Linked DNA regions of Mus musculus: regions 2, 3 and 4 are each linked to region 1. A link is a loop called in an ENCODE intact Hi-C map of the cell type or tissue named here. Cell type or tissue: heart. All regions are shown on one strand.

The links. Peaks named below come from ENCODE experiments on the same cell type or tissue, not always from the same donor. Only the 100,000 strongest peaks of a DNase experiment are listed, where the experiment ranks them.
Region 2: it touches region 1 in a loop (2.6-fold over the local background); 10 of 42 quality-filtered maps call a loop at or near these places.
Region 3: a loop joins it to region 1, with 2.5 times the contacts of the local background. A loop is called at or near these places in 12 of 42 quality-filtered maps.
Region 4: a loop joins it to region 1, with 2.5 times the contacts of the local background. A loop is called at or near these places in 7 of 42 quality-filtered maps.

What each region holds. Positions count from the first base shown.
Region 1 is chr19:23,146,854-23,154,853 of GRCm38, reverse strand. The region is part of intron 1 of Klf9 (Kruppel-like factor 9); the gene reads right to left. It overlaps Mir1192 (microRNA 1192), which reads right to left and starts at 5,423; the gene lies at 5,303-5,423. In heart, a CTCF peak has its summit at 3,056; DNase peaks (open chromatin) are centred at 3,103, 4,883, 5,153, 7,143 and 1 weaker place; H3K4me3 peaks cover 973 bases; H3K27ac peaks cover 1,131 bases.
Region 2 is chr19:23,203,015-23,211,014 of GRCm38, reverse strand. Smc5 (structural maintenance of chromosomes 5) reads left to right here. Exons shown (of 25, transcript NM_001252684.1): 23 at 412-591; 24 at 669-764; 25 at 2,047-4,574. The coding sequence ends at 2,187. Among named protein-coding and RNA genes, the nearest start is that of Mir1192, 58 kb to the right of the region's middle. In heart, no CTCF peak of the experiment used is centred here; no DNase peak of the experiment used is centred here.
Region 3 is chr19:23,221,491-23,229,490 of GRCm38, reverse strand. It overlaps Smc5 (structural maintenance of chromosomes 5), which reads left to right. Exons shown (of 25, transcript NM_001252684.1): 16 at 453-576; 17 at 1,195-1,317. Among named protein-coding and RNA genes, the nearest start is that of Smc5, 48 kb to the left of the region's middle. In heart, a CTCF peak has its summit at 4,237 (motif pointing right); no DNase peak of the experiment used is centred here.
Region 4 is chr19:23,002,907-23,010,906 of GRCm38, reverse strand. The region is part of intron 5 of C330002G04Rik (a long non-coding RNA gene); the gene reads left to right. Among named protein-coding and RNA genes, the nearest start is that of C330002G04Rik, 69 kb to the left of the region's middle. In heart, a CTCF peak has its summit at 4,195 (motif pointing left); a DNase peak (open chromatin) is centred at 4,216.

The DNA.
Region 1 (8,000 bases):
GGCCAGACTGAGTTGTTATGTGAAGACATTGTTTCAGAAACTCGTATGTTCTTATGTGAATATATAAACTTACTGAAGATAATGATGCATTTGAGCTTAAGTTATTCCACAGATTATCAAGCATTTTGAGGATGCTCCCAGTAGTCCATGCCTATTAATCAGCATCTGGGTAGCTGAGACTGGAGGATAGAGTTTGAGGCCAGGCTAGGCCACATAATGAGACTCTTGTTGATGTGCAACTTGGTCTTCACTTGGGTTCCCTAGCAACTGGAGTGGGGCTCTCTCTGACTCTGTTGCCTGCCATTGGATCCCCTTCCCTATCTGGACTGCCTGGTTAGTCTCAGTGGGAGAGGATGGGTTTAGTCCTGCTGGGACAGATGTCCCAGGATAGGGTGGTACCCAAGACAAAAAGCTATGGACCTTAAGCTTACTCCTCTGGATTCGCTAGCACCTCCAAGATCTTGGAGTGCACATGGCCCCTGACCTTCAACAGCTCTGCTTGTTCATCTTCTTGAAAGTGCAGAAGCAGCAGACTTCATTATAGATAGGAGAGGGTAGAGGGGGAGAGATTTCTAAGTGCAGGACTTAGAAGGGGAAGAGAAGGGGGTGTGCAATTGGGATGTAAAGTGAGTAACAAAAATAAATTATGGAAAGAGAATTAAATATATATATATATATATATATATATATATATATATATATATATATATATATATATATAATAAAACAAAAAAAGCAAAGGAAAAAAAAAGCCAGGTAGATTTAGGAGTCTAAAGCCAGCTTATAGAGTGAACTCCAGTCCAGTCAAGAAGGGCCATGTGATGAGACCCCCGTCTTAACACAAAACAAAAAACCCACCCGAAACAATGTGTTCAGTGGGAGCAGAGATGTGTAGTTTCTATGGAGAAATTAATGGGTACTCAAGGTGTCAATGACAAGAAAGGAAGTCGCTGTTTCTGACACAAACAACTCATTAGAAAGTGAAAAACCTTTCAGGATATACATCTGTCTTCTCACCACCTCCTTTTTAATGACCTAGAAAAAGGCCCTAACAAGAACAGACAAAAGGCACCCCTCCTCCTGAGCAATGCGTTGTGCCCTGCATAAGCGGGGCTGTCCAACTACTGCCATCCTTCCTAGAAAATGGGCCAGTCCAAGAACACAGCCTCAACCATAGTGCTTGACCTGGTGGGTCCCACAAAGACCTGCTTGAATCCCTGACTGTCCACTGCCACCTTCCCACCACCCGTAGTGGGTCTGCAGGGCAGAACAAACACTTCCATTCTCCAGTGTTCTCGAGGGCAAATCTAACATAACAGTTTGTGAACATCCCAGACAGAATTCCACCATCTCTACCTAAGTCGTTTCCCTGAACCCTGGACTCAAAAAATCAAGACGCGATACACCTCCGGTTCACCGGAAGTATCGCCACACCCAAAGATGTTCTAAAGGAATGAGGAGGATGCCAGGCAGCCTCCGAAAGAACAATCCTGCCCCCCCCCCCCCACGGCTACCCATCCGAGTACCACCTGTTCTATCTCCTGTAGCCTAGGTGGTTTCGCTATTTTTTTTTTTAAAAAAAGGTTTACTTTTGTATTTTATGTAAGTACACTGTAGCTGTCTTCCGACACACTAGAAGAGGGCATCCGATTCCATTACAGATGGTTGTGAGCCACCATGTGGTTGCTGGGAAGTGAACTCAGGACCTCTGGAAGAGCAGTCAGTGCTCCTAACCGCTGAGCTGTCTCTCCAGCCCGGTTTCACTATGTTTATGTTTGCCGTGTGGCTTTGATGCGAGATGCTGCTGCCGGGTCCCAGTGGGAAAGAAAGGAGCCTGTGCACCAGTGTAGACTCTTTAAAGGGAACGGGTCTGTCCCGGGGCATACTTCTCGCCCGCCATTTGGGATCTGTGGGGTAAACAGACACCACTGCTACTGTTTGCATGGACGCCCAAACTCCATAGATCTGTGAGAAACACACAGCCCTCCTGAAACTCCAAGGAAAGATGACAGACGAGATTCTTGAGCCTTCAGGTACTCAGCATAGTAGGAACTGAGTCTCCTGGCCTCGTCTCAGAAATTCTAAAACCAGTGCAGAAGCAAACTATGGACCTCAAACAGCTATACGTATTTTTTTTAACACAAGAAAGGGCTGCCTCTTGGTACACCTCACTAGAAGGCACTGTTTAAGTCAGTCTGAGAACGTGGAGCTGGAAGCACCTAGCATGGAGCTTTCTAACTGGCCAGGTATCAGGAGCAGCAGCTTAGCTTAAGGGGCAGATGATTCTCCCAAAGACACCGCACCAGGGCATGGCCAGTTTCAAACCCAGCCTGGATGCTTGCTTCAGTTGTATGCACACAAAGATAGGAGATAAGAGAAACTGGCCAAGGGCAGAGCTGAAGGAACCGTTCATGCCAGCGGGTGGGGGTGGGGTGGGGTTGCACTCAGTCTTCCTGGCCCTTCTTTGCATAGATATTGCCTGGGGGTGGGGGCAGGGTGCATTCATTGTTAAGCCGGTTAAGTGATAGCTCCCAACTTTCAGTTTCTAAGTAATGGGTTTTTGTCTTGTTTTGCTTGTTTTTTAATGTAGAATACCAAGCCTGGAGCTGTAAGTAGCACACACCTGAAATTCCAATTCTTGAAAAGGCTGAGGTAGGGGGATGGTGTCCAACGCCATCCTTGGTAGCCTAATAAATTTAAGTCTAGCTTGGGCTACAGGAAGCCCTGTCTCAGTAAACAAAAAGCTATGCACTTTAAGCTCACTCCCTCTGAATTTGCTAACACCTCCAAGACCTTGGAGTGCACACGGCGGCCCCTGACCTCTCTGCTTGGCCATCTTTGTGCAAGTGCAGAAGTAACAAGCCTCAGTACAGACTCTGTACTTGGATTGTTTCCTGAGCACAACGCATCATGGACGAAGCCCAGCGGTCCATAGAGGGCCAGGCTGCTGCGTTTTGAGGCTTACGTGGGTCTTTTCTACTCGCTACTGTTATTTTCAACCTTATGCTTGTGAGCCCTGAATGGGGCTGGCAGAACAGTGTCTGTGCAGATGTTAGAGGTCTCTAGGGAGCGCCAGAGCTCTGTATTTCCTCTTAAAGTCAGACCAGGAAGTGCTCAGAAAAGGCTGCTACCTCCCAGCCACGCCAGACCAAGTGCAACTTGTGGAAGCCCAGGTTAGGAAGGTCCTACTGGAACGGCACCTGAGGGGCTGGCTTGTTGTGGTCAAGTGGGACCCGGGTTGAGACGGGACTAGGTGCCACCAGAGGAAAGCAATGTCACAGTGCCCAGAATCTCACTCTTCAGCATACAGTGGGTGTGTGACAGCCAGTGGAGACCACCAGGCTGCAGGGATGACCCTTCATGATGCCAAAGCAGCCTGTGAGTTTTGCTATTCCAGATATCAACCAGGGAAAGAACGCGAGGAATCCCAAATTAGCATGGCTGTCTTGAGTTTTACCTCAGAAAGATAATACAATGTAATGTGTTAACAAGCTGTTTCTATAATTCCAGCACTTGCGAGGCTGAGGCAGAAGGATCACTGTGAGTTTGAGGCCAGTGTAGCTGTAGAATCGTATCTTTACAAACTCACTGATCCTAAGAACTCTTATACTGCCAAGATAGAGCTTTGCTCCAACGGGGGTGGGGGGGGGCGGTTAGTAACTATGCCCACTCTACCAGCTAGCTAGGTAGGTTGTGACAGATGAGGCAGACAGGCAATGCTATGCCATCATTTGTCTCCAGCTTCCCCCCTGGGGACTTCGCATTGCTGGTACCAGGGTATGGCTGTGGTGACAGAGTCTTACTCCACTGAACCACTCATTTCTGCAACAAAATGAGTCAGAGATTGGCCTGATTCAGTGTTCATCACCAGAAACTATGAAGGTTGGGTCTGAGCTCTCCAAACATGAGGCGCGCCCCCCCCCCCCCCGCCTCCTGCCCACCATGGGATCTGGACAAGTGACCCAAGCCGGCCTTGGATGCTCTCAGAATTCATCCCTCCTGCTTAGTCCTCCCGAAATGCTCAGGTTAGAGGCATGCACTCCACGCCCAACTTCATTCTGCTACTGTCTTTGAAACTGTAATGATACAACAACTACAACGGAATTACGGCAGCCCAGGAATTTAAGTCACTTTGGGGCGTGTGTGTGTGTGTGTGTGTGTGTGTGTAAGCTCTATTTTCTGTTTCCTGTATTTACTGTGGTGTTTCTGTTGAGTACGGTGCACATTGAAAGGACTTTGGAATCTCGATAGGAACCACTACATAAATGGCTCATCTTTACAGAGACCTTCTCTATTAAGTAACACCTGGGATAATAAATGCTCACGTAAATGTGATTCATTTCATCCCTCAGAGCACTGGAATAGATGATGTGAAAACCCTGAAGATCACACGGCTGCTTATAAAACTTGTCCCATGTGAAGCATTTGTTTGGTCTTGGTTCCCCAATCATCTCCTCAGGGGGGCCTGTGAGTGCATGAGCACTTGTAAAATATGTTGAAATTATCTGTACTCTGCCAGGTCCTTTCTGTCCATTCGCTCAGAGCCTATCTTTTCTGCTAAGCTCAGGAGAGCAGAGAAAATAAATGCTGCTCTTTGGCACAGCCTATTTGCAAGCCTAAGTGGACATCGGTGTTTGATTCGCCTTGTCTGGCCTCTATCTTCCTCTACTGGTAAGGAACAGTGCACCTTGCTTCCCTTTGCAGCCAGTCCTTTCTCTGAGCCCACACCTTCAGACCTGAGAGTCTTGGATAAATAAGTCTGTTTTCATAAGGGACACACCACTTAAGCTTAGCCGTGGCTTTCAGCCTGGGTTGTTTGCTGGAATCATTAGGAATGGGAAGTAGTCTTTCTGTGGGGCTTTGCTGAATTGGCAGGAAGTGAGTCTGGTGTTGCTTGGCAGCCATTTTAGTACCATTCAGAGACAGCCTGCTCATGAATGAAGCCAGAGCCAGCAAGAGGGTGGCAAAGCCATAGAGAGAGGGGGCACTGAATGTCCATCTGCATTCAGCAACTCCTGAACTTGGATCTCCATTTTTAATCTTTTTTTAAGTTTTGCTAAGTAGCCTAGTGTGCCCTCTAACACGTGGCAGTTGTCTGCTGCCTAAGCCTATCAAGTGTTGGGATTATAGGTGAGAGACACAACGCCCAGCTCAGAGCAAGTCCAAGTCTGGACTTTCTTGCTTGCAACCTATTTATGGATCCCAAACCCAGCCCCTGGCAGGTGTGGCAGCACTGGCCTGTCATCTCAGCAGTCTGGAAGCTGAGGCAGAAAGACAGCCTAGACCATAGAGTTGCAGGCTGGCATGAGCTATACAAGCCAGACCCTGTCTCAAAACACAAAAGCAAACAAACAAAAAGAGCAAATCGAAACAACAATGACAAATTTGGTCTGTTTGTTTGTTTGTTTTTACTGTTTGGAAGGAAATAGTTTCGGGTGACAAGGTCAGGAGCAGTTATTTTTGTTGACTTTCCTAACTAAAACTCATGAAAACTATCTTCACATCAGACCTGGGGCACAAGGAAGACAGCTTAAGATGGTGGCTCTAGGGCCAAACCCAAAAGAGCCATAAGAATAAATACAGAATCTCTTCTCACTGGGAGCAAGCCACTCAACAGCCCTCACGTACAACTTAGACCTTGAAACAACAGTAGGAATATCTCAGCATAACCTTGGACGAGTCTGATTCCTCCTGTTTAAACAAGAAAAGCAACACACTTCTATTCGGTCTTATGGGATTAACATTCAAGTGAAATGCACGTAAGCCACTTAGCTCAGGCTCTGAGACATACTACATGTTCAGGACGATAGTGCTCACTAAGTCTCAATGGCTGTCGCCATCTAACACACCTTTCACTTGTCACCATTGCTCAGCACCATCCTGAGTCCACCTAGAATTCTAAACAAAAATTCTAAGGCTCTCAAAGGTGTCTGGGATATGTATGTAAAATATATATTTTTTAATTGTAGTAATCCTCAGCAAAAGGTTGGCATGCATAATCTTTTAAATGACTCATCTGAACGTGGCCTCATAATTTCATGAATATATATAATTATGGAACCCCATTTGACAGGTGAGAAACCTGAGGTTTCAGGGAGATAAAAGCTTTGCTTGAGTCTTTGTGATGAGAGTTATGGAGTCAGGGTTAGGTTAGGCCTGGGCAGGTGCATGCTCCCATCACGGTACCTCTGTTTCTATGGTGAAGGTAAAGGCTCTTCTGGAAGCCCCTTGCCTTAGCTAGAGCTCCTGAGAAGTCACTCACTATTCTGATGGGCCAGGGCCTTGTCGTCACTAACTGTGATCTTAGCAGAGCTGATCCCCTGTAAAGGGCAGGTGCTGAAGTCCCCCAACCTTTCTCCCATTGTTCTGAGCCACAATGATCTGCAGTGTTGGCACATGCCTTTAATCCCAGCACTTGGGAGGCAGAGGCAGGCGGATTTCTGAGTTCGAGGCCAGCCTGGTCTACAGAGTGAGTTCCAGGACAGCCAGGGCTACACAGAGAAACCCTGTCTCGAAAAACAAACAAACAAAAAATAAATCAATAAATTTCAGGGGCCCAAGACACAGTGCTAGCAGCACTCAGGAGGCCCAGGTTCCATCCCCCAACCCCAGAAAACACTTTCATTCACGCAAAGACCCAGCAGCTCTGGCCTGGGATGATGGAGTGGAAACCTTTGGATCCCAGGTCCAGATTCTCAGCTCTTACCACAGGCTTCCAAAGCCCCGAGCACCTGGGAAGTGTGCAGCTAAGACAAAAAGAGGCTTGAAGACACACCTCACAAACGTGTGTGTTTAGGAACAAGTGGGAATGAATGTGGAGAAAGACCCAAGAAATTAAAAAAAAAAAAAAAAATTTGGGTTCCTCCCTACTCTGGTGGAGGACGCCATTCTCCCAATATCACTGCTAGTCCTACACTTACTGAGGAGGCAAGACAAATACTAACTCTTGGCCTTCCAGGAAGGAAAAAGCAAGGACTCTGAGCTTGGCCTGGAGCTGCTTCAGGAACTGAGGTTGGCTGGGCACGAGAGGAAGAGGCTGGGCCACTCCCCCAAGCCCCTATACCTGATTAACTCATCTAAGCGGCATCAGCATCCATCCGGCACAGCTCTAAACCAACAATATAAATAAAACCTCCTTAATCACAGATTCAAAGCCCCTGGAGCTCACAAGGGAGGGAGACATGAGCGCTCTCAGAAGCGAGCTGAAAGCCACCACGGGCTTTAACATTTTCTACTGAAAAACTACAGGCCGCAGAAGATTCCAGAAGCTCAGAGTCACATGCTAGCGAAGGCTAGAGGGCTTCTGTATCCTGGCAATGTGCCTCCAAATCTCCCAAGTTCCTCCAATGCTCCTGCAGATCAAGCCCATCTCAGAGGGTGGGCACATGCTCTTTTACAGACAAAATGATGGATGAGATGACCTTTCAAGGTCACGTCCAACCTCCAAGGTCTATTCTTTTTAGACCAACAATTACCACCACCAAGTGCACTAGGCTTAGGCCTGTGACTAACTTCCAACAAAAAGTGGGGCAGCCTGGGAGCCAGGATTACCCACGACCACTGCTGGGAGGATCTCTCTTTCCCTTTTTAACATCTGTGGGTTCTTTTTTTCCTCTCTCCCTTTTGCGTGTGTTGCATAGAAACAGAAAGTGCCTTTGTACCAATTACTAGGCATTAATTTACGCTCCTCCGTGGGCGCTGGGCTTTCTGGAGAAACACTAAGGCAGGGTAGGAGGGTGATGTGGGGGAGGTTTCTAGCTGTAAGCTAGCTTCCCCCAACCCTGAGAATAGATAAGGCGAGAGAGAGAGAGAGAGAGAGAGAGAGAGAGAGAGAGAGAGAGAGAGAGAGAGAGAGAGAGAAAAGAAAAACCAGACTAAGAAACACAAGAAGCCTGGGTGTTGTTTTTCAAAACCAACAAGGCTAATGCTCGGAAGAGGCAGGCTCTCCAAGAAGAGCTAGAGCCCTGTGGCTTTTAGGGCCTGCAGAAAGAGTACGAGAA
Region 2 (8,000 bases), 56 kb before region 1:
TACCTGTTTTCTTTTTGTGTTTTAGAACTATAACTGTTGACTTACCTGTTTCTTGCACTGTGTCTCTCTTGATTAGACACTTACCTTAGGCCATTTAACTGGTTAACTTTAAACGAGCGTTCTGTACTTCACTCTTAAGGTCAGTCTGTATCTCAGTGACCTGGAATGGCTGAGAGAAGTCAGTACATCTCAGAGTCGACAAAAGTTATGTGACACCTAACACAATCTTTTTTTATTAAAGTTTACATTTGTGTGTGTGCACACCCATGTAGGCACTTGAGGACTACTAAATTTTTTAGGTAGTAATTGTTTACATTTGCTTTTATGATTGATATATTTGATATGTTTTCAAATATTGAGTAGAATTGCCACAGAGACAGCACTCATTTTTCAACTTTTTATGTTTTATAGGAAGATTATGATAAATATGGAATCCGGATTAGAGTAAAATTTCGCAGTAGTACTCAGCTGCATGAATTAACTCCTCATCATCAAAGTGGAGGTGAAAGAAGTGTTTCTACTATGCTATACTTGATGGCACTTCAGGAGCTTAACAGATGTCCGTTCAGAGTAGTCGATGAAATTAATCAGGTACAGTGACTCCGTTGGGGGGAGGGGACCACATCCTCTAATAGGTACAAATGTAACAGTTGTTTTTATGGCTTTAGGGTATGGACCCAATTAATGAACGGAGAGTATTTGAAATGGTTGTGAACACTGCCTGTAAAGAGAACACATCCCAGTATTTCTTCATCACACCGAAGGTGAGTAATGATACACTCACAGGAGTCACGCGCTTAGATGCCCCCTGTGTCTTAGTTTTGGAGAAGATTGGGGCTGAGATGTAAATATGAGCAGGAAAACTCCTAAAAGTGAAGCTAAGGGATTATGGTAATGTTTACATTCATAGAGGGACAAGTTGAGTGACATACATAATTGGAAACGTCATCTGTCATCTAAGGAAGCGATGGAGGAGGCACATCATACTGTTCCAGAGCTTAGACTTCGTGCTCACTTCTGACACTCACTGCCCTTCTACACTAATTCTCTTTTGCTAAGAGACTACTGGGAATGCAAGCCCCAGAACTCTCTAGCCTTCTCTGTCACGCCACATACTGCTCCTGTCCTGAATGCCCACTGCTACTACCCTGGCCCTAAATACTGACAGCTGAGCTTTTACAACAGCATAGGAATCTTCATAGAGAATTTTCCATAATCTAGAACTGTTGAAAAGGGAATGTTCCTTTTGTTAACTATAGTGCTGTGGTATGTTATCAAGTAAATAGATTTAAATTTGCTTTTATTAGTAGTCACACTTTTTCCCTTTTTCAACTAAATATTCATAACTAACTCATTGGAGATTCCACCCTAAATGAAATGTACATTTTTTTTAACTTAATCATCTTTTATCAGATCTGTGGGCTAATCAGATCTGCCCCTATTCCATTTCTTTCTTTTTGGCTTTTTGGCTTGTTTGTTTGTTTTTGTTTGTTTTTTTTGTTTTTGGGGTTTTTTGTTTGTTTGTTTTGGGTTTGTTTTTGTTTGTTTGGTTTTGGTTTTTCGAGACAGGGTTTCTCTGTGTAGCCCTGGCTGTCCTGGAACTCACTCTGTAGACCAGGTTGGCCTCGAACTCAGAAATCTGCCTGCCTCTGCCTCCCAAGTGCTGGGATTACAGGTGTGCGCCACCACTGCCCAGCCCTATTCTATTTCTTACCAAACTCCTTGGTTTAGAAACCAAACCTCCCTCACACGTTTCAAACTAGCAGTCTGTCACAGCACAGTTCTTAGCCATAGGAGTTTGAGAGGTGTTTTCAGTGCACACTCTTCCACAGTGTACCTAGGAAGTATATAGTCCTAGCTGACTTGTAAATAGAGAGGATTTCCGGGCAACTGGATATTTCAGGTCAGTAATTAGGCCAGGCTTCAGATATGCTTATTGGAGAGCTGTCAATCTGGCAAGTTGATGAATTGGAACATATGTAAGGCTGAAAATCTGTTTGTCGGTATATACTTGAATTATATGGCAATTTGTTTCAATCCATACAGCTTCTACAGAATCTTCCTTATTCTGAAAAGATGACAGTGTTGTTTGTCTACAATGGTCCTCATATGCTGGAGCCAAACCGATGGAATTTAAAGGCTTTTCAAAGGCGTCGGCGAAGGATAACCTTTACTCAACCTCAGTGAAAGGAAAGAACAGGAGGGGCCTTTGGAGGTTTTTTTCCTTTAACTGTTTATATGTGTCGCTCGCTCAAGTGAATAAAAGTTAGCAGATTTATTGAAAGAGAAAGATTGGTTATTTTTGGAAACCTGCTTTTAAAAACAAATAGGTTGATGAAGTAGAGACCACAGTGACTCTGGGACATTTTCTAGTGAAAACTGAGTCTTCACTTTTGGTGGACATTGCCTCGTTAGTTCTCTGTGAGCACGGGATTGTTGTGTGCAGCTTTGTGCTGCCCCTCAGGTGTGGTGGCCCACATCTAGCCCAGCGTTTAGGAGTAGGAGGCAGGAAGGTTATCAGTTTTTGAGTGGTTTCATGTGTCATAACAGAAAAGGCTATTTCCTGTTGCAAATCGAAGGTATGGCAGCGTGGGATTTCAGTCAGAGTGTTTACTAACTACAACAGTGCTGAGTGCAGAACATTGACTGAGAGAATAAAGGCAACCCAGGATTAGAAATCCCACTTTTCTTCCAGTATTATATCTAGTTCTTACAAACTAGTATGGGAATGGCTGCTTAATAGATAGTGATTGACAGCAGATCTGTTCATTTCTTTGTTTAAAAAAAATAAAGGTTCCCTTATTTTCATAGAAAATATGTTATAGGTAACATGTTATAGGTTACTTCAAAGAATTGGGAAAACATATGCATGAGGCTTCAAAATGACAGGAGGACTTTGAGAGGTCACAAGGTAAAGATGATACAGAATGTGGCTCAGACACTGGCAGGGTGAGATCAGGTGACAGGAGTTAGCGTATAAGTGTTGTCGTAGGGCTTTGTGTGTGTTTGTTTGTTTGTTTGTTTGTTTGTTTAATTTAAAGTTGAATGTATTTTACATCTTACATTTCTAGAAAGCATTTTTATAATTACTTTTAGTAAAATTTTTCTTAAAATTTCATATGCGAGTTTTTACAATTTGTATTTGAAATTTCTCAGTGCTATATAAAGAGCGAAGGCAAAGAATTGATTGAAAAAAGAATCAAATCATGTTTTTAGAATTTGTAGGTCCTTCCTTATACCCAGTATTTTAGAAAAATCTCATATGAATTGTTTTCTTCCACCTTGAAAATATTAATTGAAAACCATTTTTCTCTGAGAATGCTAATTAACAATGCCAAACAAATTCTGTTCTTTGAAAAAACTAAATCTTGAAAGAAAATAGAAATGTCATTGAATAGTGGAATGAACCATATCTTTGATGATACTGACAAAATTATTTTTTTGCTAGCCTGAACAAAGTTTGGGCTTTGTCTATTATCGTAATAGCCAATGAAATTTACATTCTTATTTGGTTAAAAAATAATGGAACATGAGTTTATGTCCTCTCACTTAGACATTTTCTCTTTTAGAAGTTGTATTTCTTTTTAAAACTTGTAAAAGAACCCTCCCCTCTTAGACTAAGTATCATACAGGTAGTATAAAGATATTTTAATAACATTTTTATCAACATGAACAAGTCAAAAAATTAAAAACTTGGTAGCATATTAGTGAAGGCTATTACTAAACATTTGTGTTGTTGCTTGGGTTTCTGATATAATATCTTCACTGATATGTGTTTGATGTAGTTTGGTTTTATATGAAAGAAAGACATACTTAAAACTCACATCATCAGCAATTCCATTTCCGTTTACATATACCAAAAATAATTACATATCATGCTAACAAGCTTTCAGAGAGCAAAATTAATGTTCTGTTTTATATTGAACTTTGGGCTGGGAAGGATAAATTATGTATCATTCATCATATTAAAAATAGTCAAACATAATATAATGTCATTTTCTGCAACTGTTGATTTTTTAAATTACATTCAAATTGTAAAAATTCCAGGTAAAAGCCTGATGTGATAAATAAAATATTTAAAACCTGACGGTTAAAAATATTTTTAATAACTAAATTTTTACATTGATTTGCCTAAGGTCAGTCTCTGTTAGGAAGTTTTTCATGTTCAAAAAAAGAAAAAAAAGGGGGGGTTGTTTTGGTTTTTTTGTAAGATTTATTTATTTTATGTGAATAATTGTTTTGCCTATATGTATGTCTGTATACCTGGTACTTGCTAAGGCTGGAAGAGAGCATCAGATCTCCTAGGAGTGGAGTTAAAGGTAGTTTGAACTGGTATATGGGTGCTGGGTATAGAAATTGGGTCCTGTGGAAGAGCATCCAGTAGACTTAACCACTGAGCCATCTCTCCAGTTCCAAACAGAGATTTCTTGCTGCTTTCCAATAGCCTTGGACATAAGCACGTCAGGGGCATCACTTCATTCTGGTTTGTGTAAATGTAATTGACTAAAACTATGTTGTAAATGCTACTTTGTTGGTAATAAATACGTATTTTTCCATTGGTATAGGTTATTTAAGATGAGAGTATTTTAATACTTTAAATTTCTTAAAACACATTTTTATTTTCAGGATTACAAAAAAAAAATCAATGTCTGTTCGAGTTTTTACTATTTATGATGCAGAGTTTAACAGCCTATTTGTGTTCCAAAGATAAAAACTTAGTCTTTTGTCCATTTGCAGTGGAATTAGAATCTAATAGCAGTAAACATGGGGAAAGCTTGAAAGCATCCACAGAAGCTGTGCTAGAAGGCAAGAGTAACTGTTCTTGTTGACACTGACTTTTCTGAAACCATGCACAACCGCCAAGTTATCTTACTATTTCTTACATTGACTTAGTACTCAAAGCAACCTTTTAAAATATATCTTGAGTCAGAATGCTTTACCACTTGCATACAGTTATTCAGCTGCTTGCACACTAGCAAGATGAAGACATAGCTAATTCACAGGTTTTACCTGAGAATCAGGCTGGTGAGGGAACCTAGCATCAGAGTTGGTACTTTAGTAATCTTTACTTTTTTTCTTAGTTTGCATCTTTTGAGCTGTGAAGTACTATGTCTGAATTGAAAGCAAAATTAGCATAAAGGTTTTTCTGTTACTAGTGTTATTTGTTCACAGGATGCAGGTAGTGATGGACTTTACATGATACATACAAGTATTTCATATACCATATAAGTTTCATAAAATCTGAAGATGAGCTCTAAGGGCTTGCCTCTCTCTTGCCTCCTTGCATCTCCCCATTACCTTCCCCCCCCCTCCCCCCCATGGTCATGGCCATCCTCTGCTTGTCCATTCTCTCCTTCTCTTTGTCTCTGCTACCCTCTTAATTCCCCTCCCCATGCCCTGAATAAAACTAACTTGTTTATACTAGTTTGCCTCGTGACTTCATAGTCAGCCATATATTTAGGAAGGCACATTAGTATGCTTATGTATTCTTGGGAGGTTTGACTGTTGACAATTTGAGCTTCTTTTTATTCCCAGTGAAACAATTGAAGGTGTGAATTCTTTTCATTTCTCCCTTCCTTCCTTTATTGTGGCAAATGACCATAATGTAAATTTTATCACTTTAAAGTACACAGTTCAGTGGCATGAAATGTATCTACAATATTGTGCAATCATTTATGTATTAGCCATTCACTGTAATCCCAACATGACATATTGTATCTATTCAGGCTGACTTTCCATTTCCCTCTTTACCACAGCCAGCGGTAACCTCTTCCCTTTAATTTTCAGTGTAGCATGCAGAGTAACTGGTTTCATTTTGGTATTGTCATACATGTATGTATGTCCCTCTATTCTGTTCCTGTCCATTCTCTATTTGCTGTTCTTCTTCATCCCCCACTGCCCTTCCTTCTTTCCCAGTGCCATTTTCTGCTTTCAAGTCATGTATTCTTCATTCCCATTTTCCCTGCCTCCTTTAAGGACTCATACGCCCCTTCCTAATTTCAGGACACAAACGCACATAAACATTTAAATCTGTGTTCAGCATGTGAGAGGAAACATGAAGTATTTGACTTTATTTTGCTTCATGGGTGGGCTTTAGGTTTCAAAAGCCCAGGCCAGGCCCAGTGTCTCAGTTCTGGTCTGTCTTGTCTGTCTGTCTCTTTCCTCCTCCCACACCAACCCCCTGCCTTGCTGCCTGTGGACCAGGATGTAAAGATCTCAGCCTCTATTCCAGCAGCAGTGAAAACTGCTTTGATGGACTAAGCATCTCTCAATAGCCCCTGTTATATCTTTTTTTATAGCTCCAACTGGCCTGCAACTTACTATGTAGACCAGGTTGGCCTTCAACTCAGGAATAAGCTTGCCTCTCCCAAGTGCAGGAACTAAAGGTGTTGTAAAATCCAGTGACCTTGGTCTCTTCTAATTTGGGTTTTATCAGACTGCCTATGCAAATTTGTATCGTGCTTCCCTTTTGCTTGATAGGTTGACTTTGATCATTTGATTCTCAGTCTTGGGTGTCTTTGCTGTGAGTTGTAAACAGTAGATAATTTTGTCTTGATAGTTTTGTTTTATTTTGTCTTTAATGCTTATTTCTATTTATGATCATGTACTTATGTCAGCCAGCATGCACAAGCCCAGAGGCCAGAAGGTATTGGATCCCCTGGACTGGGACTTGTGTGCTACCACGTGTGGGTCTGGCAACCAAACATGTGTCCTCCACCATAGCACTATGTGCTCTCAACCTCTAAGACATCTTTTTACCCCCTAGGTCTTTTAATTCATTATGCTAATCTGTCTTTTTATTTATGAGCTGAGGTCGTTTTCGTTGAATGTTACTTCTGAAAGGGATTTGATAATTTTTGTGGTCTTGTTGATTGTTTTCTGTTCTTTTCTTCCTCTCTCTGAAAGGAGTCTGTTAAACATGATGGATTTCTTCTCATTTCTTTTTTTGGTTGTCTTTTTCCTCTCATGAAATGTATACATGATTGTTTGTGATACTTATTAACAATTTTTGTGTGTAGCTGTGTGCATGTTTGTATGCCAGGAGTTCCTGTGTACAGGAGTTCACTTGTGTGTTTAGACAGCATGCAGAGTGTATGCATCCGAGGCCAGAATTCAGCCTCAGATATTGTGCCTTAGGACTCATCCATCTTGTTTTTTGAGATAAGGTTTTGGTTTTAGTTTTTCAAAACAAGGTTTCTCTTTGTATCCCTTGCTATCGTGGAGTTTACTCTGTAGACCAGGCTGACCTTGAACGCACAGAGATCTGCCTTCTTGTTCTGGGATTAAAGGCCCTGCAAGATAAGATTTCTTACTGGTACCTAGAACTCACTGATTAGACTAGGCCTATTGTAGGCCTGTTGGCCAGAGATAGACTTAGTAATCTGCTTGTCTCTCCCTGTCCTGAGATTATGAGCATACTTTTCCATACCTGGCTTTTTACATAGGTAAAAGAATAGAATTGAACTGGGGTCCTTATGACTGTTTGCCAAACACTTTACCTACAGAGCTATCTTCCTAAGCCCTGCTTTGCAGTTTTGACATCTTGACCTCTACGTCATGAAGACTTTCATCTCTGATCACCTGTTCAGGGTTTGTCTTTGCTATTTTTCTACTATTCTGACAAAACACTGTGACCAAGGCAACTTATAAATAGAAACGTGTAATTGGGCTTCTAGCTTCCAAGCTTAGAGTCCGGGGCGACAGGAACATCTGAAAGACCACGTCTATCTGCATACAGGAGGTAGAGAACATACCAGGAGCCTCAGAACTCACCCAAGTGACACACCTCCCCCAGAAAGATCACACCTCCCAACCCTCCCCAAACGACTCTCAGCTAGGGACCAAGTAGCTAAATATATGAGCCTGTAGGATCCCGTGTCTTTGGCCATTTCCTGTTCCTCCATAGGCTTGTGGCCATATCATAATGTAAAAGGCATCCAGCCCAACCTCAAAATTCCTCCTAATTTTTTTTTTTTACAGACTCTACAGTGTTTAAAAAT
Region 3 (8,000 bases), 75 kb before region 1:
TCTGGTTTTTTTACGAATGGGTCAGCTCTACCTGCTTAAGGACTGTGTTTTATGAACAATGTCAGTATCAACCTGTATTAATAAATAAATAATTTCTGGGCCAGGTATTATTCTATGTTGTGTTTTTTCTTCCATCTGCAGTGTACAGATGAGGAAGCTAAAGCTCCAGCTTCGCTTCTTGATGACTGACAGTGGGGAATTCAAACTTCCCTTCTGACTCCATATTCTGCATCAGCACCATTCCTGACACTAGACTTTGCTGGTCATATAGCTCCACAGTATATTTTGATCCTGACTGATTGTATTAAAAGGTCCTTAATCTAGAAACTAGTATTTATACTTCTGATTACCATTATTATTATATAACCCAAAAACTTCGGGGACCTAAGGCTTTGGACTCGGTCCTTTGTTTAGCTCTGATCTCTCCATCATTATATGTGTCTGTCATACAGTATAAGGCTGATGGAACAGGATACTTGCAATCTGGAAGAGGAAGAACGAAAAGCAAGTACCAAAATAAAAGAAATAAATGTTCAGAAAGCAAAACTTGTTACTGAATTAACAGGCCTTGTAAAGGTAAGATGTTTTTCTTAATTTTCAATATTTTTTAAAAACACTTGCTAAATACTAAAATTTAGTAATATTTGGAGGACTTTATGAGAAATCATCACTTTAAAGTGTTTTTCTAGTTTGGTGATATAAGCAAGAGATTTTTATAGTCATTTTCGGCTTGTTTAGGTTTTAATGCTTGCAGAGAATCTTTTTTTTTTAATTTATTTATTATATGTAAGTACACTGTAGCTGTCTTCAGACACTCCAGAGATGCCAGATCTTGTTACTGATGGTTGTGAGCCACCATGTGGTTGCTGAGATTTGAACTCTGGACTCTTTGGAAGAGGAGTCGGGTGCTCTTACCCACTGAGCCATCTCACCAGCCCACTTGCAGAGAATCTTAAAAGTTAACTCATTAGGCTAAATTATTTTCTTTCAAATGACCTAAATATTTAGAAAGTAACTTTTTAAAGTAGTTTTATATTAACCATTTGATGGAGATGTCAATCACAAGAAAATGTTATTTTTTCATGATTCATAATTTTGTTTTGAAAAAAAGAACTGTGGCATTTTTCATGGTTGTAAAACTTAAGCAACTTAGACAACATAAAAACCAAAATCTTATGGATTGTTTGTTTCTAGATATGCACTTCTTTTCAAATTCAAAAAGTTGATTTGATTCTTCAAAATACTACAGTGATCTCTGAGAAGAACAAGTTAGAAGCAGATTACATGGCGTCATCTTCCCAGCTGCGCGTCACAGAAGTAAGACATTCTTCCCTTAGTTTTTATATTTTAGGGTCCGACCTTAAACTAGTCTAAAAGGATACATCGCAGGCTATTGTTTTCAGTGTCCAGTTGTTGTATACTATGTAATTTCAAACTTAGTGGCCATCAAGGTAGCTCATTGAAGAAAATCACTTGCCACGGAAATGGCAATGACCAAAGTTTAATCTCTCAAACCTGGGAAAAGGTAGAAGGAGAAAGCTGACTTAGTGTGGCCACACCTGTGCTCTTAGGCACAGGAGTAATCGTTATTAATAAAATAAAACAGTATTTTGTAAACGAGGAAGCAATACTTGAAGGCTATAAGAGTGGATAGATGAATAATCACTACAGTTTAACCTTAACTTTAATATTTCACAGTAGATGATAAAGTTGTGTGGGGAAAGAAGTATGAAATAATACACAAACTTAATCCTAAAGATGTCAAGGTGATGCTGGCAGTTAATTTTTATTTTTGTTTTTGTTGTTACTTAGTATTTTAATCTCTAAATTACTTTCTCAAGAATAGAAGAACACTTGGTATTCTAAACATCCATGGAAGACCTGTGCAGTAACAAAACTAAACTTGAGAAATCCCTATTGATGTCTTACAGTCCTGTTTTGATGGTAATCACATGCAGTTAGTATCAAACTGAACAGTTTATAAGAAATGTCCCAGTAGACGGCTCTTTCTTAACACACTGGCTTTTTTAAGTTCAAGGATCCTAGGCCATCTGTACTTGTGACCATCTTCTACAAAACCCTGGTTTCCCATGGACCCTTCATGGTTAGTAGTTTAATAAAAAAAACACGGACCTCTGAACAACACACAGAGCACTCGGAGAGAATCCTAAACAGGTTCTGTGCTCTTTTCATGAGGAAGTGTGTATGTCACTCTCCTGATGTGCTTACCAGCCAAGAAGCTCCACCACGCTGCAGGGCTTCTACTGAATGTCTAGTACATGAGCATGATTGCACCATTAGTCCTGGAGTGCACTCAGTAACCAGACCTCGTCTTAAGTTTGGGGAGGCGTGGTGATGTTCTATGATTCAAAACTTTATAACTATACAATCAGTCCTCTGCCATTGCCCACTGATGACTTCTTCACCCATTTAATTCTAACTTCTCCCCTTAAAATAAACTCAGATGTGATCCAAGGAATTCTTTTCTTTCTTTCTTTCTTCCTTTCTTTCTTCCTTCCTTCCTTTCTTTCTTTCTTTCTTTCTTTCTTTCTTTCTTTCTTTCTTTCTTTCTTTCTTTCTTTCTTTCTTTCTTTTTTTCTCGAGACAGGGTTTTTCTGTATCGCCCTGGCTGTCCTGAAACTCACTTTGTAGACCAGGCTGGCCTCAAACTCAGAAATCCGCCTGCCTTTGCCTCCCAAGTGCTGGGATTAAAGGCGTGCGCCACCACCGCCCAGCAAAGATTTATTTATTTATTATATGTAAGTACACTGTAGCTGTCTTCAGACACTCCAGAGGAGGGTGTCAGATCTCGCTACGGGTGGTTGTGAGCCACCACGTGGTTGCTGGGAATTTAACTCAGGTCCTTTGGAAGAGCAGTCAGTGCTCTTAACCGCTGAGACATCTCTCCAGCCCCCCTAAGGAATTCTTGAATAAAAAAAAATCTCTTGGTATTGATTTTCAAAGTTAATCTTCATTTCCACCTGAGAACTCGAGAATACAATTTGGCAACATAAGTCTGTAGGAATTTTAAAACAAACAGCCAGCAGGGTTTCTTCTCTGAAGAGATGCTCAGCAGTCCACTATGAAAAGAGCTGAAACGGAGAGAGACTGTGAAAGAAATCCTACCAATAATGGACTAGACAACAGTCTAGTGATGCTTTCATTGTCTACACTTAAGAATCTTAAACTCCTTTGAAAAACAAAACTTACTGAAAAGAGTAAGAACTACATCATACATGTGCTAACTGTGGCTATAAGTCTAATATATAGCTAAATTCTCTGAAAAGGAATGAAAGTTGCAAAAAAATGGCATATATTTGCTGATTGTCTTTTAGATATATTCAGTATTATTATATGAATTGATACTTTCAGACATGGAAATAAGGATTTTTTTTTTTACTATTACTTACTGTAAGGAGCCAACAGATAATCTTTCTCCCGAGAAGCTATAGGAGGTATGAATATCATGTAAGGTACTTGTAAGAAGAGAGGGGTGAAGAGCGGGGGCTACTACAACTCAGGAGTAGATGTTTGTTTACCAATACAGAACACAGAATGAAGACCAGGCAGATTTGTGACTGTAATCCCAGCACTTAGGAGGCTGAGGCTGGAAGATCATTTGAGCTTAAGAGTTTGAGACCAGCATAGGCAGCATGGACCCCATCTCAAATAAATAGCAAAATAGCAATCAGATTATTAACTTAAATGTCTATAATTTCTTGACTACATTTTTTAAAGTAAATTCTAACATCTTTGAGTTAGAAGCATTGCTTTACAGAAAAAAAAATTATTCCAAAAAAAAGATTGATTCTAAACAATTCTAAAAAATTTCAAAGAGAATCTTTGCCTGTTTTCAGTAATTAAGCTGTTATAATATCTGTGATGTTCTTTTTGTAAACGTGAGGAAATAAATGATGTCATTAGGAGTTTTAGCCTAAAAGAAAACAGCTTCAGTATAAAATAAAGATGTGGATTAATACAAACCTTGAAGAGTTTGAGTTGGAAATGACCAAAATAACTTCATGATCTATTTTCTCTAACTGGGGCTGAGAGGGCGAGCCCAGCATGGTGGCTCATGGCTTTAATGCCCACGCTGGGAGTAGGGGGGGGGGCGCAAGGGGGTCAGTTTGAGGACACCTGTCCTTAAAGAGCAGCAAGTGCTCTTAACCAAAGAGTCAGTATTTCCATCTGGGATCCCCAAATACTGGAAAGTGTGTAGCACTCTTCTTCCACAAGAGGGCCTTCCAGGAAAAGGTTGTTCTTGTTCAATATTAGTCAAGCTATTTCTGTACCACTTTTAAGACAATTCAGCGTTCCAGAGAAAGAATTTTAGATAAAAGGTGATAATTGTCTCTTTAAGATATATACTTAAGGAAATTTTTTTTCTGAACTACTAATTGAAGATGTTTTCTATATTTTGCTGTTCTTTTGTGCCAAACAGATACATTATTCTCTATACTCAGTTAACTATTTAAGACCAGAAATCCTAATAAAGCCTTTTGATTAATCTTCTATAAATATATATTCCTTTTTTCCCCTGTGTTACACTAACAAGGATCAACAAGAATTGTGGCTTAAAGTGGTCAGGGGCTCCTTTCTTACTTAACTACCATGGAACTTAGTGTCTGGCTATTTCCTCTCTCCCCGTATTTTTTGTTATTTTTGAATAAAAATTTTGAGAATTTTATGTATGAATGCACTGTATTTACATAGATTCTACTCCCTTTCCAACTTCTTTAGTATTCCCCAATTCCCTTTCAAGTTCATTGCTTCATTTTTTTATAATTATATGTTATATAAATATATACACCCACACACACATATGCATGTTTGTGTATGGTCTGTGTGTACATAACACCTACCGAGTACATTTAGTGATGTACATAAAATTAGGAATGATGGCCGGGCATGGTGGCGCACGCCTTTAATCCCAGCACTCAGGAGGCAGAGGCAGGCGGATTTCTGAGTTCTAGGCCAGCCTGGTCTACAAAGTGAGTTCCATGACAGCCAGGGCTATACAGAGAAACCCTCTCGAAAAACAAAAACAAACAAACAAAAAAAATTAGGACTGACCACTTGAGATTGGAGAACCTATAAGATGGTTCTCGCCCTTCAGCAGCCATTGCTTAGGTGCTTGCCTTCATCTGGGTGTGGAGCCTTGTTCATTTTTCCCATCCTCTTTGGCATGTAGAATCAAATATATTTTTGAGATTTTTTGTGGCTATAGCATCCTTCTCACATCTCAGTACCTCAGAGTAAGCATGCTAGTCTTCTGGTTCTAAAAGTATTCCCTCTCCATCTTCTGCAGCTGAGGTCTAAGGGTTGTGTTATAGATGTGCTGATAGTTATAGTCTGTGCATTCCTGATTCACTTACTCTACATCTTATCAAATCATCCATCTGTGTAGAAGCCTCCAGCTTGCTGCAAAAAGAACCTTTTTAAATGAAGGCTAAGAGCTGCTCTAGAATACAGTTAGAAGTTACATTGGCTTAGAAGAATGACAGTCGTACTCTCTCCTCTGGGGTCTGTAACATCTCCAGCTATAGGTAGTTGGCTAGGCTTACACTACCAGTCCATGGCTGTTGTCATCCCAAGGATACAAAGTATCATCACCACACCTCTGGGGATGTCTCGCCCATCACTGTGTGCTTCACACACTTAGCAACTAGGTAGGTCTTCTGAATACTTTTCTCCCTGGCAGCATACACAGCTCCTTCCCATAATATGAGAGCTAATCTTCAAAGAGGATACTTTAAGAATTCTTCCAAGTCCTGTGTCCAAAATTTAAAGTTCTGGGAGGCAAAGACATTGACAGTCATCCAGTGTTGTTTGAGGGTCTCCTAGACACCCCTTTTCCAACAACTCAAGGGAGATTTGCTTGCCTGACCCTGGATATTTATATTAGTTAGGTAGTCTTTTAAGGAACATTATCGCTCAGTGTGACATAATTCCACATGAAGCACACACACAGGTTATATTTGCATGAAGTTTATAAAACAATGTTTCCGTATGGTTTGTTTTTTAAAAATTATTTTGTAAGACAGGCAATGGGGCACACACTTTTAATTCCAGCAATCAGGAGGCAGAGGCAGGCGGATTTCTGAGTTTGAGGCCAGCCTGGTCTACAGAGCGAGTTTCAGGACAGCTAGAACTACACCGAGAGAAAAAAAGTACTTTATGTATGTATTTGAATGCCTGGATACATGTATGTGTACTATGTATGCCTCTCAGCCACGCTGTGGGTGGTGGGAACAACCCAGGTTACTCTACACCGAGCTCTGGGATCCCCCAGGCGCAGCACAATGTACAGCATTTGCCTTTCTAGGGTTGATCGACTTCACTTAGTATAGTTACTAGTATAGTCTGTCCATTTACCTACAGGGTTATTTTTTTTTTGGTTTTGGGGGTTTTTATGGCTGAATAGAATTTATTATCCAGAAGTTACAGAGACAAAGTTCGGAGCAGAGACTGAAGGCATGACCATTCAGAAACTGCCCCACTTGGGGATCCATTCCATAAACAACCACTACTGCAGATGCCAACAAGAGCTTGCTGACAGGAGACTGATACAGCTGTCTCCTGAAAGGCTCTGCCAGTGCCTGACTAATAAAGAAGTGGATGCTCTCAGTCATCCATCGGATGGAGCACAGGGTCCCCAATGAAGGAGCTAGAGAAAGTACCCAAGGAGCTGAAGGGGTTTGTAGCCCCATAGGAGGAACAACAATATGAACTAACCAGTACCCCCAGAGCTCCCTAGGACTAAACCACTGTATTAGTTAAGGTTTTACTGCTGTGAACAGACACCATGACAAAGGAAATTCTTATAAAAACAACATTTAATTGGTGCTGGCTTACAGGTTCAGAGGTTCAGTCCATTATCATCAAGGCGGGAGCATGACAGTATCCAGGCAGGCATGGCGCAGGCAGAGCTGAGAGTTCTACATCTTCATCCAAAGGCTGCTAGTGGAAGACTGACTTCCAGGGAACTAGGGTGAGGATCTTATGCCCACACCCACAGTGACATACCAGGTCATACCTATTCCAACAAGGCCACACCTCTAAATGTTGCACTCCCTGGTCCAAGAATATACAAACCACCACAAACACCAATCAAAACATAATGGTGGGATGTGGCTCCAGCTGCATATGTAGCAGAGGATGGCCTAGTCCATCATCAATGAGAGGAGAGGCCCTTGGTCCTGTGAAGGTTCTATGCCCCAGTATAGGGGAATGCCTGGGCCAGGAAGCGGGAGTGGGTGGGTTGGGGAGCTGGGGAAGCCGGGAGAGGATAGGGGATTTTCGGAGGAGAAACTAGGAAAGGGGATAACATTTGAAATGTAAATAAAATATCTAATTAAAAAAATTATGAGTATCTCAAAAATATTATTATGCATACACTGGTGTTATCCTAGACTGCTTCCAATTCTTAGCTATTGTGAATGATCAGTCCTGAACATACTGAGCAAGTATCTCTCTAATAGGATAAATAGCAAGTCCTTTGGACTTTTGCTCAGGAGTGGTATGGCTGGGTCATGTGTAGATCTGTTTGCAGAATTTTAGGTGTAGCTTCTCTACAACGAATTCCATAATGGCTACACCAGTTTGAGAATCAGTGAATGAGAGCTCCCTTTTCTCCACATTCTGATTGTTAGTTGTTCCCTAGATCTTAGCCTTCTAATTGGGCTAAAATAGAATCTCAGATAGTTTTCATTTATCTAAATGCTAAGGGTGTTGAACACATTTTAAATTTTTTGTTTTGAGAAATCTCTCTTCAGATCTATACCTAGTTTTTCAGTGGCTTGTTCTCTTTAATAGTTCTTTTTTTAATTTCTCTCAGGCTAGTAATTAGAAAAGGGCTTATTTTTATTTTAGTTCAATACAGTATATAACTTTTTATACTTTTATCTCATTGATTGTTGTCAAACTAAATGACCCAAACACCTTGTTAATAATAGATCTCTCCAAGTCCTTCAGAGATGTTAATCACATAGACTTGAGGT
Region 4 (8,000 bases), 140 kb after region 1:
AGGCCATCTTTTGATACATATGCAGCTAGAGTCAAGAGCTCCGGGGTACTGGTTAGTTCATAATGTTGTTACACCTACAGGGTTGCAGATCTCTTTAGCTCCTTGGATACTTTCTCTAGCTCCTCCATTGGGGGCCCTGTAATCCATCCAATAGCTGACTATGAGCATCCACTTATGTGTTTGCTAGGCCCCGGCCTAGTCTCACAAGAGACAGGTATATCAGGGTCCTTTCAGCAAACGCTTGCTAGTGTATGCAACGGTGTTTGTTTGTTTTTTTAAAGATTTATTTATTTATTATATGTAAGTACACTGTCACTGTCTTCAGACACTCCAGAAGGGGGCACCAGATCTCATTACGGATGGTTGTGAGCCACCATGTGGTTGCTGGGAATTGAATTCAGGACCTCTGGAAGAACAGACAGTGCTCTTAACCTCTGAGCCATCTCTCCAGCCCCGATGATCAGGTTTTTTTTTTTTTTTTTTAATCTAGCTTGAAATCTTTAGAAGTCAAAGTTGTTTAGTTCCAAGCTGGTACACCTCAGCTCTCACTGAATTGAGGAGAAGCAGTTTCAGAAGGAAGGTCAAGAGTCATCAGGCTTTCTGACAGCAGACATGAGGTTACATCCCAATGCTGCCGCCAGTCACTGTGTCTCAAGCAAGAGAAACCATTCCATTAAAATGATACCATACCATTACTAATGCCTACCTGTCTTAGTCAGGGTTTCTATTCCTGCACAAACATCATGACCAAGAAGCAAGTTGGGGAGGAAAGGGTTTATTTGGCTTACACTTCCATACTGCTGTTCATCACCAAGGAAGTCAGGACTGAAACTCAAACAGGTCAGAAAGCAGGAGCCGATGCAGAGGCCACGGAGGGATGTTCTTTACTGGCTTGCCTCCCCTGGCTTGCTCAGCTTGCTCTCTTATAGAACCCAAGACTACCAGCCCAGAGATGGTCCCACCCACAAGGGGCCTTTCCCCCTTGATCAGTAATTGAGAAAATGCCTTACAGTTGGATCTCATGGAGGCATTTCCTCAACTGAAGCTCCTTTCTCTGTGGTAACTCCAGCTGTGTCAAGTTGACACAAAACTAGCCAGTACACTACCTCATAGGGTTATTGTTGCAGCTATTTAATGAGAAAACACATGTTGAACAGGATGGCTCAGACCCGGACTTTAGGAAACACAGGCTGTCTTTTCTCCAGCTGAGAAGTAGACAATTGAAAGACATCTCAGCAGACTCGATGAGAGGGAAAGGAGAGAGGTTCTAGCACTAACAAGCTGAAGAGGAGGGAAAGTGGATTGTGATTCTGTAGCCTGAAGCTTAAGAGGTCTGGAGAAGCCATTCTGGTGGCCTCTTTTCTTCCTGTCTGCCACATGGAATATATCTGCTCCCCTGGGTCTGACTTCCTGGGAGACATGATGAATGAGCTGCAGTCAGGAAAGCTTCATCCCCCATTTATCATCTCTTGGCTTGCTCGGAGGAGCCCTTGCTTTCCAACAGGTGAGTTGGATTAGATGGATTGTGTGTTGTCAAAACAGTAAATAATGGGATGTTGTGGTCATTCTTTTGTGATGTAGAAGCAGGAAACATTTAACGCATTTCAAGTTAGATTAACAGCAAGCTCAGGCAATGGACATTTATGGCTCCTAATCCCTCCTCCCATCTGTCATACTTATTTTTAAATTACCACCCTAAAGTACTATATTCAAGTTTTAAATCTATATTCTCCTTATAAAGGCATTTGCAGGAAATAATCACTAAAATTAAGTATTTGCCTAAATAAATATGGTGGGCAGAGAGCAGTGATGGGGCTTATTTGAGTCTGCTTTAGATGCTGTTCAAATGCTATGATAAGGCATCATGGCCAAGGCAACTTAGACAAGAAAGAGTTTATTGTTGGTTTACAGTTTCAGAGGGAAGAGAGACTTCACCAGTCTCAGCAGGGAAGTGTGGAGGCAAGCAGGCATGGTAGCTGGAGCAGCTGAGAGCATCCATCTTGAAAGGCAATCAAGAAGCCGAGAGCAAACTGGGAAAGGCAAGATCTCCACTGATAAGGCCACACCTTCTAAACCTGCCAAAAGAGCAGCATCTACTAGGGACCAACTGTTGAAATGCCTGAGAATACAGGGGACATTTCATTCAAACCACCACAGGTTCCTTGGTTAGTTCTATTCAACGATCTCCATTTGAAGAGCCCCGCCTTGGGCAAAGAGTTGGAAAACTCAAACCCAGGCTTTATCTGTACTTGAAGAGGTAAAGCAATGGGAAGGCATAGGCTCTGGCGAATCTGGGGAGTTGGGTTTGAATTTGGGTTTCTTTTTTTCTTTTGCTAGACTTATGACATTGGACTTTTGGTTGTTGTGGGTGCATGCATACATGTATGTGTGTGTGTGTGTGTGTATGATGTAGGTGCACATATGTGTATGTGTATTGTAAGTGTATGTATGTGTGTGAGGTGTAGGTACACATATCTGTATATGTATTCCTGGTGTTGATCTCAGGTGTCTTTCTTAATAATGTTCCACCTTATATAATGAGGCAGGGTCTCACACAGAACCTAAAATTCACTGTTTTGGTTAGTCTGGCTAGCCAGCTTGTACTGGGGATTCCCTGTCTCTGCCTGGTAGATTGGGCTCCAGGCAGGTCCCACTCCATCTAGCTTTTATGTCAGTTCTGAGGATTCGAACTCTGGTCTTTAGATCTTTATACTTGTGGGGCAAATGCTTTACTTACTGACTTATCACAATACTTTTGAGCCTTCAACTTTCCATTAAGCTGGAGTAGATAGAAGCTGCCTGGTTGGACTTCGTGGGAGATTAGGCATGATGTATGTAAAGTATCTTCCAATTACAGATATCCAGTGAATTCTAGCTCCCTTGAGGGCAGCGGTGTCAGGTAATACATTATGCATGGCTTACTTGGATCTAGTTTACCTCTTGAATTGCTTCTAAGTAATGCTATACATACCACAGTATGTATGCTTCGGAGACAGTTAACTTATTATTACCCATACAGGCATAAGATTCACAAATAACTTTATGAAGAAAGGCCTCAGCTATAAAAATAAAGAAAACACCTGAACAAATGTATATCATGGAAACACGAGATCCTTGCAGGTACCAGAGGAGAGGGGATGTATAAGAGGGTCCAACAGAGACCAATTTGAATCTGTATTTTTCTCTATATAGAGGACTGGTGGTAATTTTGAGTCCTGGAAGGTGAAAGTTCTTGGAAGGGACCGGTGTAGTTGTCACCTACAGAGACATATTGGAAGGGCATATTGCTTTAAAGTTGTGAACCTGGCTTCTTTTGGAGAAGTGCATGAGCTGCTTAAGGAGGTCACCTCTACTTTACATTTCAGTAGTAATTTCCAGTTTCTACTTTGGATTTTGGTATTTGTATTGGGAGTAGATTTTTTTTTTAAAGAGGAGAATACAAAAGCTCTGTTTAGGGAAAGTTAAGAATGCATATTCATAAAAGAATGCAACATTTGAAAAGAGAAGCCATGGAGAAGAGAGATTCTGGCAATTGCTATAGCTGGCAGAGGACTGCTGTTTGAGGATGTGAAAATACCCCCTACAAACCTAGCCATGAGAGAAACAGGCAGTTGAAATGCAGGAGGAATTCAAATGACCAAAAACAATAGACAATATGGTAATTAGCAATCAGAAAAAATAAACTGTAAAACACAATGAAACATCATTATGCATTTTCTCCAAAGGCGAACACTAAATAGACTGATAATAACTGACAACACAGAGCAGGGCAATGTTCCAGACCCAGTAGGAGGGAGGACGGTTGGTAAACTATTTATGCAATCCACTAAGGTTGATGCTATACTTACAGACTCGTCAGAGACTCACATGGGAAGTGTAGATTCAACAGAATAGTCATTACTATTTTTAATAGCTCTGATCTGGAAACAGTCCAGACGCCCAAGTGAATAGCATTCTAATTCCATATTGCCCTGGGCCTTCACGGAGACGATCATACTGTAGTTACTTTGAGCATCATTGATGTTATTCATATAGGAAGTATTAGCAGAAAAGCTCGATACTATTCTACTTACCTAAAAAAAAGGGTGTGTGTGTGTGTGTATGTGTATGTGTGTGTTAACTTCCGGTTTAAAAAAGATGAGCATTTAAGCAGCAAAAGAAGGGAGGCCATTATCACAAACACTGCCATCTGCTGGAGCCGTGCTATGCTGTCAGGACAGCTGATTATGGTGTCAAGACCTACCTTGGCTGGTAGTCTAAGATCAGCAGTAGGTGGAGTGTTCACACGATAGAAACTAACAAAGTCTACAAATTTCAGGGCTTCAGACTCCCAAGACAGAGGCATTAAGAACACCCGAGCATACCACTGAAAGGCATAATGCTGTCTCCTTCTCCTTAGTGGACAGAGGAAGATAATTATTAGGATCTGCTCTATTTTGGGTCTTTTTAGATGCTGGAAACCGTTGAGCTTATTAGCAGAAGCTTTAGGCATATAGATATTCTGGTATGAGTTACATATATTGCAGTTTTCTGGTTCTTCAAAGAACTAAAGCACATGCAGTGAGACAAGAAAACAAAAACAGGAGAGGGAGGCCCATCAGGTCTGTGCCTGTTCGCTCTGTAGCGCGGGATTTTGCAGAGAATGAATGGAATCAGTTCTACCAGGGGATTTGTGAGGCAGAACATGCTGGATTGATTGTGAGGTGGCATTCCTGGGGTGAGCTGTGTGGGGAGAGGTGTTTGTGTGAATTGGGGAAGATAGGGGCAGGGCATGCATACACGGGTCTAGCCCTGAGGGAGGGGATTGGTCCTTGGTTGGATACAGGGATCTGGTCAAAAGTGAGAGGATCCCAAGATGGGCTAGACTCTTCAAGCTATGCCGGAGTAGTTTTCAAGGGTGATTAAGTGTGACAGCCGGAAGCAATGGCAACGACAAGCAGATCTGACCTACTTCTTGTCTCACATAGATGTGAGGGTAAGACTGACCCAAGGAGCTTTAGAATGGCCGAGAGGGTCAGATGCATCTCCATACTGAAACCGTCTTCCCGAACTTTGTTGAAAGAAAATTGTTATGTGATCCCAAATATCATCTCTGACTTTTCATTTTAATTATAAAAGCAAAACACATATTTTATCTGTAGAAACCTGGTGGTATCCACATTACTCATGTGGTCAAGGGCAGCATCACTTCCAATGGAAACTGTAACTTGGTGACCTCCTAGTGTGTGATGCCAAAGTATGGAAGATATTTGTAAAGTATTCTTACTGAATAAGCCTACTTTCCATTCTCTCTCCACCATCCATCCATCCATCCATCCATCCATCCATCCTTCCTTCCTTCCTTCCTTCCTTCCTTCCCTTCCTTCCTTCCTTCCTTCCTTCCTTCCTTCCTTCCTTCCTGCCTCCTTCTCTTCGTCCATCCCTCCCTTCCTCCCTTCCTCCCTTCCTCCCTTCCTCTCTTCCTTTCTTCCTCCCTCCCTTCCTCCCTTCCTTCCTTTTTTCCCCCACTGTGGCCCTAGGCTTTGAACACAAGGTTTTGTGTATGCTACACATGCATTCTACCACTGAGTGATAGCCCTATCTTTATCAAACATGTTTAACCCAAGTGTGTCTAACCACCAGATTATAGGACATATAGAAACTAGAAAATAAGACCAAGATATTGGGTAATAACCATGTGAGTTCAGAATGTGAGACAGTCAACAAGATCGTTGACCTGCAATTTTTTGAAAACTCAATTTCATGAGAATTAAGAGTGTCCTGTGGGAGCAGCTGTTGTCTAAAAGGCTAAAGAGCTGTGGCAATCAAATGTACTGGCTTAGAAAATAAAAATAGTCACAAAAATGAATTCAGAAACAACTATGAAATTTCACTTGGACTATATGTTAGATGACATTGGGATGGCTATTGCTTCCTTATGCATGATAACAGTACAGCATCATAGAGGAGAGGTATCATTCTTGGGTGAAAGATACTAAAGTCTACAGAAGTGAAGAGCTTTGATTAACATGGCTTTAGAAAGAAATTTAGATAGAGATGGTGGAAGCAAACAGCAAAATGTTGATAATTGTAAATATGGAAGGTTTATAAATGTTCACTTTCTTCTTCTTCTTCTTCTTTTTTTTTTTTGAGACAGGGTTTCTCTGTGTAGCCCTGGCTGTCCTGGAAGTCACTCTGTAGACCAGGCTGGCCTTGAACTCAGAAATCCCCCTGCCTCTGCTTCCTGAGTGCTGGGATTAAAGGTGTGTGCCACCATTGCCCAACTAGATGTTCACTTTCATATTCTTTCTGTGTTTATGTGTGCTCAGCAACTTCATAATTAGAAATAGAGGGGCTGGAGAAATGGCTCAGAGGTTAAGAGCACTGGATGCTCTTCCAGACAACCTGGGTTTGATTCCTAATATCCACATGGCAGTTCACAAACCATCTTCTGTAACTCCAGTTCCAGGCAATCTAACATACTTTTTTTTGCAGTCCATAGGCACCATGTGTAAACGTGGTACATAGATGTGCATGCAGGCAAAATATCCATATGCATGCAAATAAATAAAAGAAATAGAGGGAACAAATGACTAAGACATGACAGTTCTGCATGTGGATCAGCAGCTTGTGATTTGAAAAACAGCACGTGAATCCAGTTCACTGAGAGCACCCATTGTGAAAGAGAGCAATGTGTCAACCCCACTGAGCCATCACAGGCAGGGCTGCTTGCTTTTATATGGGTGGCACTCCTATTAGCAGACAGTCTTTTCAGATGGTGGAGCAGGAGACAGATTTCCAGGCAATCGTGAGTGACTACCAGGCTCCCATTTGCAGGCACAGCTTTACCGTTGCAGCCACTGTTTCCCAGGAGAGCTGGAAGGTGCAAACTGTTCCCACTGTCTGCATCACGAACAGCTCGACTTGCTTAATTCAGGTTGGGCTGTGTCGACTTTGGTGTGTTTGTGAGCAGCTGCAGAGAGCCGTGAGCGTCTCCGCTGCAGACAGCTGTCAGGTGGGGCTCCTCTGCAGACAGAGGCTCCAGGTGACTCTGCTTTCCATTTGACAGCCTGCGTGGGGTCCTGTTAGGCCTTAATCTGGGTCTCCCAGATCCTTCCTCTGGTGACAGTAGATGAGCTTTAGTTATTCTGTGATCCCCTTTAAACAGTTGTACAAACCTTACCTCTTGTGTATCCCCTTACTGTTCCTAGCTTCCTGCACATCCCAATAAATGAATATAAATCAAGAAATTTAGGATTCATGAGCATAGTCCAACCTGTAAGTGCTTGTAGCCAGCAGAGAAATTGAGAGAATGGGTTAGAAAAGAGATCAGACTGGTTTTTTAAAATTTTTTTTTTTAAAGTGTCTGTCTAACATGATAGAGCTGACCTGCTTTTCGTCCACTGCAGACTGAGCTAATGGCCCAGTAAAATTGATTGAATAAAACTGAACCACCAGGAGCTTCCACCATTAGCATAGAAGCCCAGAGAGCAGAGACAGCTCTGGTTGAAAGCCTACAACAGGACAACCAGTTGTCTTCTTTTGCTTGGGCTAGATATGAACTCTGAGGAAAAGAAGTTATTGATGATGTTAGGCAATGTGGCTCATGTTTGGAATCTCAGCACTTGAGAAAATGAGGCAGAATGGGTACTGTAAGTTTGGGGCCAGCCAGAGTTGCAGAGTAAGACCCTTGGCTCAAAAACAATGAAAAAGAAAGCAAAAAAGAAAAATAAAGCAATATTGTATTTGTACACACACTCTCACACACACACACATGCACATATGTGTGCACATATGCTTGTGCCTATGTGTGTTAACATACGTCATCCCTCCATCTATTCATCCTCTGTACCTAGCTCAGATACCTCTTGTTTAGCAAAATAGATCCCTTGGCAGAGCTGACACAAGGACCCCAGAGATCAGATTTCTTTGTGAACTAGGGAAAACACATTATAGAATAGGGTATGGTTGTGTTCACTAAATAAGCAAGGTACGCCAGATGTGGTGGTGTGCACCTTTAA